Linked DNA regions of Homo sapiens: region 2 is linked to region 1. A link is a loop called in an ENCODE intact Hi-C map of the cell type or tissue named here. Cell type or tissue: ascending aorta. All regions are shown on one strand. Links, peaks and the distances in the headings refer to the core of each region. The heading gives the core; the rest is flanking DNA.

Region 1 (5,388 bases), core at 284-5,283:
GTATGGTTGTTCTGTCATCTACCAGTGGATGTGGCCTCTGGCCCTTAGGAACCATTCTTTTGACAGTTCCCCAGGACATGGCTCTGGTTTGACTGACTTTGTTTACTAAATAAATTAATTCCTACTTCTGGAGTAGCTTCAGTTTTTAAACAGAAAGCCATCTATTGACAGTCACTGATACACAGGATTTTATTGTTTGATATTAAACAATTAAGAGTTATTGTTTTTTTCCCTACAAGTACACTATACATGAAGATAAATATAATGTAGAATACAGTCACTAGGAGTGGGGAGAGAGGGGGATTCTATATCTGCTCTGTGCCTTAAAGTAACAGTTTTACTTTAGTAAATCCAAAGTACATACTGTATTTCTTTCACAGAAATAAGGCTCTCTTTTGGCAAAATGTGCATCAAAGACAGAGTCTGATGAACATTTTTTAAGATGAGTTTGATTATTAAACAACATTTTTTAAATATCCTAAGAATTTGACCTTTCGTGCTAGTAGACTTCAATAATTTAAAATTACTTGGAAATTGCTACTTTCAACAAACTCTCTGAAGATATACAAAAAAGGAAAATGCTGAAATAAGTCAAGATGTTTACAAATATTATGTCTAAAATGTTATCTCATTTGTTAAACCCAGAAAATAAAAAATAATAAAATATGAAACCATAATTGTCCGAGTATAGGACAAAGATCTGATTTAGAATCAGGCAGAGGTTTTCCCTCTATTACTCCAGCAAGTTCAAATGTACTCAGAAATACAAAATGATTGACGGTAATATCAAGATGAGAAACAAAAGACAATGTTACATCCTCAGGTATGATAAGTTTGAAATTAGATGAGTTTACAGTTGGAAGATTCATTAAGAACAACAATTCAAAAGATATTATAGCCATAATTTAGAAGTCTTGCTTCACGAGAAAAGATAATATAAAAATCTAAAAATTAAGTATTGATTTTACAAGGTAAACATGGCAGCCTGGATTATAAGAAATATCAGGCATTTTGCTTTCTCAGGAGAAAGAACAACTGGGTACATGCTGCAGACTGGCATATAAATCGCTCAAAGTGAAGCAGTTGGGAAATGCTGTCAGATTATTCGGGTTGAGGAGCTGCCCCAGGGGCAGAACATGTCACAATGTCACATCCCTCTTCTTTACTCTCACAACTTTCACCAGAATAAACAGACCCTTGGAAAACAAATTCAATCACAAATAGTAACTTTTTGTTAAAACTACAGTAGCAAACTACCAAACCAACTTTATACATGGAACATATCAGAACTTTTCCATGTTTCCCCAACACAGTGGAATAAACTATTTTCAGCTAATAAGTTCATCTTAGGAAAACACTCATGTGCATTTCTATGCAATATAATTGTGGAACATTGTAACCACTTCTTAGTTTTCATTAGAGGATATTGAAAAACCCAAGTTTAAGGATAATTCCCCCTTTCCCTCGAATGCAGCTTTTTAAGTTTTTGACACTATAAAGTGTAGAGAGTGACATAAAGAAGAGCTATGAATATATATAAATACACCACTATGGCTCCCGTCATAAGAGCTTTTGAAAAATGGTTGAACAAGTATTCATCTTCACCAAATTGCAATCGCAAGATACTGACTGTTACACAATATGAAACAAAGGCAAGGTGAAGGGTGAGGAACGGCAGAAAGGACGGTCGCAAGGAAGACAAGTGCCCCACAGGATAGAACCTGCTCTGTCTTGCGGGCCCCGCTTTTCTCAGCACCTTTCTGGTGTTCTGGGCTTTTCTGCTAATACCATCCACATCATCTCTCAGAGAAATGAATCTCCCTTTAAGGAAAGCCAAGCAGGCATCCGAGGTAACGTGCAGAACCGTAAATGAAAAATGTCCACGTCTAGCAGGCAGACAAGCAAAGGAAAACCAGCTGTCAGTTTCAGAGGCTCCTAGCTGTAACGGGGTTTCGGGTTTCTCTCCGCCTCTGTCTCTCTGTCTCTCTCACGGTGTCGCCCTCAATAATATCAGCTTTCTAATCACCTCAAATCACACATTCTCTGTCTGTCCTTGTGAAATAAATACTGAAGAAACAGGAAAAACAGAGTGCAATACTCACAACAACGAAGAATTCCTACACATGCTGTTCCATTTTCTTGCTTTGAAAAGATGTAAGGTGAATTTTAAAAGCCTTGCAGAATTGGAAAAATAAAGGGGAGGGGGATTCCACCCACACAATCCTCCAGCCCACCGCAAAGGAGCCCAAAGGCTTGCTGACGTCACAGATTCATGAATGGATGTAAATTGGGCTGGTTTAGGATTCCGCACAGACTTCGCTGTGGTGTGTGTCATGAAAAAAAAAAGAGGGGCGGGTCCAGAGTAGGCCCAGCCAATAGGCTTCAGGCAGACATGGCCTTCCTTCTTTTAGAAGGAATCTGGTCACAGAATAAACAGAGCCCGCCAATCAGGCATCTGCCACTGCCTTAAGACAGACTGGCAGCTTGAGTGTGTGTGTGTGTGTGTGTGTGTGCGTGTGTGTGTGTGTGTGTGTGTGTGTTTCAAGCTGTGATAGTCATAAAAACATTATTATTGTTATTGAATGAAGGAATCAAAATAGAATTTCTGTGGAATCAAGGATAACAAAAATGCATATAGAAGAAATCCCATCTTTTATTCATTAGAACTCTTTTCTTCAACCCTTTTCTTACTGTTCAGCAATATGCCTGATGCGATCAAAACAAATCAAAGTCAGGAAAACCATTTCTAAAACTAGCAGACTAGTGGACATGTATGCCCTGCTCACCACGACTTGTAAAAGCAAAATTGTCGGGACTTGTAAAAGCAAAATTGTCGGGAAGAACGCATGGGAACAATAATCTAGTAACTAAGAAAACAGACATATGGAAAATAATATTACACGAATGTAGCTGTTTTGCACAGCAGTAACATCTTGCTGACCTTCATGATGTATCAAAAGTGGATATGGAAGAAAAATTTACTGCTACTTTTAAGTAGGGTACAGTGTTTCCTCATTGGTTTATTCAACTTCTGGCAGTCGATTAAGACACAGCTCCAAAAGGGCACTTAATGAAACTTTGAACAAATTTTGGTTTCAGTAAGATGTTTTATTATTAACAGCAAAAACAGCTGTATTAAATTCACTCAAGAGGCATCTCTTTCTTCTTTATTTTTACACTTTTCAGTTATACAAAATTGGAGATGAATATATTTATTGTCCCTACTCCCCATCACTACACTTCACAATGACTAATACTTGACAAATACTGATCATGATTTTTCTGAACTTGGGAAATGGCCTCAATCCTTGAAACTAGAACGATCGTGGTTAATATAAAGCCTCAGTTATGAGGTGTCCAGTGACCAAGAACATTCTGAACAGAGATCTGCTCTATTTCTCAATCAGATTATTTATACAACTGTGAGAGAAGGAAAGTGGTGGCCTGTTTCTAAGTGGTTCTGGAGGGTCTAAACCTGACCACTAGTAAGTATTGCACACTTCTTAGCTCATTTGGAAAAGGAAAACTTTTCAGGATAATTTTACACACAGCAAAGATATTCAGTGTACTGTCTATATTGAAGCAATAGAATATCGTTGGCAAACAACATAGTTAACAAACTTCTCTAAAGGAGCTTATTGTGGAATATCACTACAAAAAAGATAGACCAAAGAAGTTTACACATGTAACATGGGAGTGCTCAAGGCAAATACGGCATTGGTACACGCCCAGTAGGCCTCAGTGTACCACATTATTTAAGAACGAACATGCAAGGCACGGTGGCTCATGCCTGTAATCCCAACACTTTGGGAGGCCAAGGTGGGCGGATCACGAGGTCAGGGATCGAGACCATCCTGGCTAACATGGTGAAACCCCGTCTCTACTAAAAATACAAAAACAAAATTAGCCGGGCGTGATGGTGGGCGCCTGTAGCCCCAGCTACTCGGGAGGCTGAGGCAGGAGAATGGCGTGAACCCGGGAGGCGGAGCTTGCAGTGAGCCGAGATCTTGCCACTGCACTCCAGCCTGGGTGACAGAGCAAGACTCCGTCTCAAAGAAAAAAGAAAAAAAAAAAACAAAAAACGAACAAATGGAAAGCTGAAGAATATACATCTCTATTTAACAACAACCAAAGCCAATCAGGATACATTAAAAGAATCAGATTTATGGAAAACATTTTTTTCTTCCAAAACAATACAGACTAACTAATGGAAAGAGGCAAACTTTTTGTGGACTATGTCAATAAAATAGCCAAGAAACATCAATTTGTGTGTGTGTGTATATATATATATAATATATACACACACATATAAAATCTGTATATATGTATATGTATATATGTGTGTATACACACACACACACACACACACACATATATATATATACACATACACATATACATATAAAATCTGAGGTCAGGAGTTTGAGACAAGCCTGGCCAACATGGTGAAACCCCATCTCTACTAAAAATACAAAAATTAGCTGGGCATGGTGGCACACATCTGTAATCCCAGCTACTCGGGAAGCTGAGGCATGAGAATCGCTTGAATCTGGGAGGCAGAGGTTGCAGTGAGCTGAGATCACACCACTGCACTCCAGCCTGGTGACAGAGTGAGACTCCCTCTCTCAAAAAAAAAAAAAAAAAAAAAAAAAGCTAAAGCTGTTGTAGAAGTTTTTCTGTAAGTTTTGACAGCAACAAAATTACTAATAAGTCCACTATGGATGGGAGTAGTCTCTGAAGCAATTCAACAAAACAGGGTCTATAAATGCTTCTAATAACAGTCACCTAAGATTCTTGGCTCAATATATAACCTGGAAAATAAAAACTTGGGGGCTTTATGGACTTGCCACTTCAGTAAGATGATAAACTTGGCCTCAGTTAGCATGCTTCCTGTACCACAGGAACATCAGCTAGGCCAACAAAGACTCCTCCATGTCAACTATCATGGGAAATCATTGGAAAGATAAGCTGTCTCACCAAATTATGGAAGATATAGAAGTCAGTCTTGGAGGAAGTCATTATCATTTTAGAAGCAGAAGGTAGGAAGGGATATAGAGGCATGAAAAATGTACACTCTAGAGAAGTACAGCCCAAGAGAACTTGCTGTGATTATGGAGCATTCCATAGATTTGAAAGATGGCTAGTGTTCTTGAGGAAGTGAATTTTTAATGTAAAGTGATTTAAATTTATTTAACTCCAAAATAGTCACATTTAGCTGGTGGCTATGGTATGCAACAATGCAACTCTAGAGATATCAAGCCAAGTCCCATCATTATAAGTAATTTTTAATTGCAGCACATGGGCATACTAAGTGTGGAGGACTGCAAAGCCATTATCAAGGTGAGTAAGCTCTTTTAAGAACCAAATGAATCTCCTCAAACTTCAGTA
Region 2 (5,388 bases), core at 115-5,114, 82 kb after region 1:
GACAAAAAGTCGAGGTCCCTGTCCCCTATTAGCAGAACAGGTCGGGGTAGGTGAACCCTAGGTCAACTCATCTCAGTGCCCCAGGCTCCGTCTCTCCAACATAAGCGCCAGTGATCGGAAACCCATGACCCCCAGCCATGTCTGATTCCTAGAAGACTCAACCTGTCTGTATTTCCTCGACGACTTCGGGCCCCAAGACCAAGTTCCCAAGAGTTCTCCATATCCTCAACCCCTCAGAGAGTCTAATGCCAAGGAGCCTTTTCTTCAGCCGCCACCTAATGCTGTCCATTACCTAACCTGTGTCCACCCGCGCTTAGGGCCCCGAGCGATCTAGGCCATCAACTCCAGCTGCCACCCTCGCCCCCCGTTCAGATCCGCCCGCAGGTTACCTGTCGGGGATCCTAGGCTCCCAGCGCATCCCAGACGCTCCGCCCCACCCATGGCGTCACCCTCCACAACCAGGTACCGCCTCCCGTGCGTAACTTCCTGTGCGCCACGTCCGGCCGGAATTCCACCGGACCCGCAGTCCCGCTGAGCGCCCGACTCGGCTAGTGACGTCACTTCCGACCTGTCTTTGAGTTCACCTGGCATCCTGATGCGCTCCAGATCTTGCTTGTCGGATTTTATTTCGCCGGTTTGCTTCTCCGCCTGTGTATCTAGCCTGGAAAAGTGCATGTTATCTTTTTGCAAACTTCTTTAGCCTTCTTTTCGGCAGCCACTTCCCTCTGCTCCTTCTGTAGCTTGGACTCATCACTGGTCAAATTCACCTGGCCTCTTGGAGAAATCATGATTGTTACTATGATTTTTCTTATTTATCTACCTAGTGGAGTGCTAAGAGTGCAGGCAGTGAGGTTGTGCTATCTGGTTTCAAGTGCTGCCTCTCACTTCTAACAGTGTTACCTGGGCATGATACTTAACCTCTCTGTGCCCACTTCAAGTGTGAAACATAATACTAGTACCTAGAAAATAGGACGATTGTATTACTTGAGATAATACGTGGAAAGCACTGGCATATTGAAAGCATTCGATGAGTGTTAACCATTACTTTTTGCACTACTATGCACTCTTATTCCCTGTTGGAACATACCTGTGCTTAAGGACAACTGGAACCAGATTTCCTGCTACCCTTTATGTCCCCCCTACTTTTTTTTATGTTTATGGATACTCGGCTTTTAATTAATTGATGATGCCTGGCACCCTCTTCGGAACTGTGAGCCCCTCCAGACAAAGTTGGAATCTTATATAGAAAACAACTTTAACCCTGCTGGAAATAACCTGCTTAGTTATTGTGCTAGTTAATGGGGGAAAGTTGAATAAAACCCAGGCCCTACCCTCAAGAACGTGGAGATACTCAATAAATGATAGTGGGAGGAAGGAAGTCAACCCAGGAAAAAGCAGAAGGGACCAGCTGAGCTGAAGATTTATCTTTGCCCAAAAATTTCGCAGAATGACAGAACTGAAAGGAACTTTTAGAGGCAATCACTTAGTCAACCTCTTGCTGTTACAGGTAAGGAAAATTGGATCCAAAGAAGCGTCTAAATGTCACACAATGAGTTTCAATGCTAGCACCAAAAGTAGAGTCTCAAAATGCTTGCCACCTCTCCCATTCCCAAAATCTGCCTCAAAATGTTAATAAGGTAAGGGTAGATTCACTTTTAAATCCTTCCCTCTCAAGTGAAAAGGATTAGGAAAATCCCAGTCCTGGAGAGACAAGGGCAATGTAACCTAGATGCCGCCTAATTGTGATGAACATCTGAATGTTTGGTGTGGCCATTGCATTCATTTGAAACACAGTATTTCCGTTCCCCTGGCAAACTTCTTATATTTACCCAGAAATAAAGAGTAAAGTATCAGCTCCTGTGAGCTCTACCTTCAATTTTAACTGGCTGGACAGGAATAAGTAACAGATCCAACAAACTCCAGAAGGTAACATAGACTCTGAATGTACGGTCAATGATGTGGCATAATTGCATTTAGTTTAATTGGAAGCAATTTCTCTTAATAACTATTCAACCTTTGTTTAGGAATATGACAGAGCTAGCATAGGCATTATTATTATTATTATTATGGAAATGTTGGTAGTGGGACCATGTAATGGAAAATAATTCAATGTTAATATTATCTCATAGGCCCATCTTGTTCCCTCATTCAACCAATGGCACTTTTTCTCCTTTGATACTAATATACTATAACTTAATACAACTAAATACAAAACAGGATGATACTTTAATCAAATTTAAAATCATTTGAATGACATATTTACGTTTCAAACAATCACAATTTACGCAGGTCTTAAAGTCAACTTGTTTGGGTTCTATGCCAAGCCCTGCTATTAACTAGCCATATGACCTTAAATCACTTTACCCCTCTGGCCTTAATTTCCTGTTTGTTCCATAGAACAAACCATGTATTAATCTGTTTAGTAGAAAACATGCATGTTACTTATCACTGTGACCACTAGATGGCAGGTGTTAAGGGACTCTTTTCCTTGCTTCCTTCTGGCTAAACAAAAACGTCATTGTCCAGTACCACCTATCTGAACAACTGCCTATACTAGTGATGATTGAGTATCCCAAGACTTTGAGAGAGGATACTCTCTAGAATGTTGAATGAATGAATGTTGAATGTTGAATGAATGAAAGGATTCCAGTATTTGTTCTGGGCCATCTATCCCTTACTACTGCCACCCCTGCCCCTTCTATTAAAACAGTTCCTCTTTTTAAAGCTATGGTGGTGGAAAGAGGAAGAAAAGATGAGATAACATAAAGAGGAGTTGGATTAGGAGGAGAACGGAGAAGAAGACATTGTATTGCATCTCAAAGTAAACATTGGTGCACTATGGTATTTTTGGATGGAATAATATGTCTAGGACTTATTTTAAAATAATACACGAGGGTATCAGATGATAACTATTGGTCATATATTGATATTGTTGTTTCATTATATTCTTGTCTCTCTTTTTGTGCATGCTGGAAATCTTCCTTAACACAAAGTCAAAAATAAGAGATCATGAGTGCATTTCTCTTTCTATAGACAAGATTGAATTCAAACTAGCCCACTGAATCTCAGGATGTTTTTGCCTGATGTTACAGAAAACTTGTCACAGATTGAGTATTCCAGATTGGAGATGAGAAGATTTTTGTTAGGAATGGAGTGGAAGCAGGATTGTTCAGAGGAAGTAGTTGAACTGCTATTCAGGTCCAGCAAATCCTCAGCCATCCTGGGAGGGAGCTTTAGAGTAAGTATTGCCCATCAAGAGTATCGTTGTCAGGCTAAAATAGCCAGCCCCTTATGCTAGATGCTGTCTGCCCTAGAAAGGGTGTAATCTCAAGCAAGGTGGCCTTCTGCAGCAGAAGCAGACCCTGAAGAAAATAGCTGGGGGCTGCCTGCTAACCGCATTCCCTGCACCTGGGCAGCAAGTGCTTCCTTGAAAGGGAATCTGGGCAGCGTATCTTTGCATCTTCCACAAAATGCAACACAAATTGGCTTAAACAATAAGGGCATATCTTGACTTCTATAACTGGAGTATTATGACAGGCATCAGGGTTGGTTGCCTCAGCAACTCGACGATATCATCCAGGACCCATATTTGTTTCTGTCTTGCTCTGCCTTCAGTAGCATCTGCTTCCACTTACGGCCAGCTTTCCTTGAGATGGCAAAATCGCTCTAGCAGCTTGTGTTCATATCTACACACTGTACACACCCTGAGGGGATGGACACACGTTCAGTGCAGGCATACCTCATTGTATTGTGCACCACTTTCTTGTGCTGCTCAGATATTGCATTTTTAACAAATTGAAGGTTTATAGCAATTTTGTGTAGAGTAAGTCTGTCAGTGCCATTTTTCTAACAGCATATCTCTGTCACGTTTTGATAATTCTTGCAGTATTTCAAACTTTTCATTATTATTATGTCTGTTACAGTGATCTGTGATCAGTGATCTTTAGTGTTACTATTGTAATTGTTTTGGGTCACCATCAACCATGCCATTAAGACAGCAAATTTAATTGATAAATATTGTGTATATTTTATTTCATCAATGGGACTTTCCCCCATCTCTGTCCCTCTCCTAGGGCCTCCCTATTCTGAAACAAAACAATATTGAAATTAGACAAATTAATAATCCTACAATGGCCTCTAAGTGTTGAAGTGAAGAGTCACATGTCTCTCACTTTAAACCAAAAGCTAGAAATGGTAAAGCTTAGTGAGGAAGACATATAGATAGCCAAGATGGGCCAAAAATTAGGCCTCTTGTGCCATATAGTTAGTCAAGTTGTAAATGTGAAGGAAATTAAAAGTGCTACTTAAGTGAACACACGAATGATAAGAAAGCAAAACAGCTTTATTGATGATATAGAGAAAGTTCTATTGATCTGGATAGAAGATCAAACCAGCCACAACATTCCCTTAAGCCAAAGCATAATCCAGAGCAAGGCCCTAACTCTCTTCAATTCTGTGAAGGCTAAGAGAGGTGAAGAAGCTTCAGAAGAAAAGTTGGAAGCCAGCAGAAGTTAATTCATGAGGTTTAAGGAAAGAAGCCTTCTCTATAACATAAAAGTGCAAGGTCAAGCAGCAAGTACTGATGAAGAAGCTGTAGCAAGTTATCCAGAAGATCCAGCTAAGATTATTGATGAAGGTGGCCACATTAAACAACAACAGATTTTCAATAAAACAGCCTCCTATTTTAAGAAGATGCCATTTAGGACTTTCATAGCTAAAGAGGAGAAGTCAGTGTCTGGCTTCAAAGCTCCAAAGGACCTGCTGATTCTCGTTAGGGTCTAATGCAACTGGTAACTTTAACTTGAAGCCAGTGCTTATTTGCCATTCTGAAAATCCTAGGGTCCTTAAGAATTACGTTAAATCTACTCTGCCTGTGCTTTATAAGTGGAACAAAAAAGCCTGGATGATAGCACATCTGTTTACAGCATGATTTACTGAATATCTTAAGCCCACTGGTGAGATCTGCTGCTTTAAAAAATAAAATTCCGGGCGGGCGCGGTGGCTCACGCCTGTAATCCCAGCACTTTGGGAGGCCAAGGCGGGTGGATCACGAGGTCAGGAGATCGAGACCATCCTGGCTAACACGGTGAAACCCGTCTCTACTAAAAATACAAAAAAAATTAGCCAGGTGTGGTAGCGGGCACCTGTGGTCCCAGCTACTCGGGAGGCTGAGTCAGGAGAATGGTGTGAATCCGGGAGGCGGAGCTGGCAGTGAGCCGAGACTGCGCCACTGCACTCCAGCCTGGGTGACAGAGCGAAACTCGGTCTCAAAAAAAAAAAAAAAAATTCCTTCAAAATATGGCAGCTCATTGACAATGCATCTGTTATCCAAAAGCTCTGATGGAGGTATACAAGGAGATGAATGTTATTTTCATGCCTGCTAACACA

Evidence for each region. Hi-C counts contacts between places; a loop is a spot of excess contacts. Peaks named below come from ENCODE experiments on the same cell type or tissue, not always from the same donor. Only the 100,000 strongest peaks of a DNase experiment are listed, where the experiment ranks them.
Region 2: it touches region 1 in a loop (4-fold over the local background); 3 of 110 quality-filtered maps call a loop at or near these places.

What each region holds. Positions count from the first base shown.
Region 1 is chr3:185,360,083-185,365,470 of GRCh38, reverse strand. MAP3K13 (mitogen-activated protein kinase kinase kinase 13) reads right to left here and starts at 2,335. Exons shown (of 14, transcript NM_004721.5): 1 at 2,103-2,335. RefSeq lists enhancers at 1,644-1,703, 1,794-1,883 and a silencer at 2,354-2,503. In ascending aorta, for the core only: no CTCF peak of the experiment used is centred there; a DNase peak (open chromatin) is centred at 2,440; H3K4me3 peaks cover 2,263 bases; H3K27ac peaks cover 770 bases.
Region 2 is chr3:185,278,029-185,283,416 of GRCh38, reverse strand. LOC124900548 (a long non-coding RNA gene) reads left to right here and starts at 560. Exons shown (of 2, transcript XR_007096203.1): 1 at 560-1,507; 2 at 3,093-5,388. It also overlaps a transcript of MAP3K13 not described here. RefSeq lists enhancers at 5-294, 355-494, 1-551, 126-1,325 and a silencer at 2,369-2,448. In ascending aorta, for the core only: a CTCF peak has its summit at 2,443 (motif pointing right); a DNase peak (open chromatin) is centred at 496; H3K4me3 peaks cover 1,069 bases.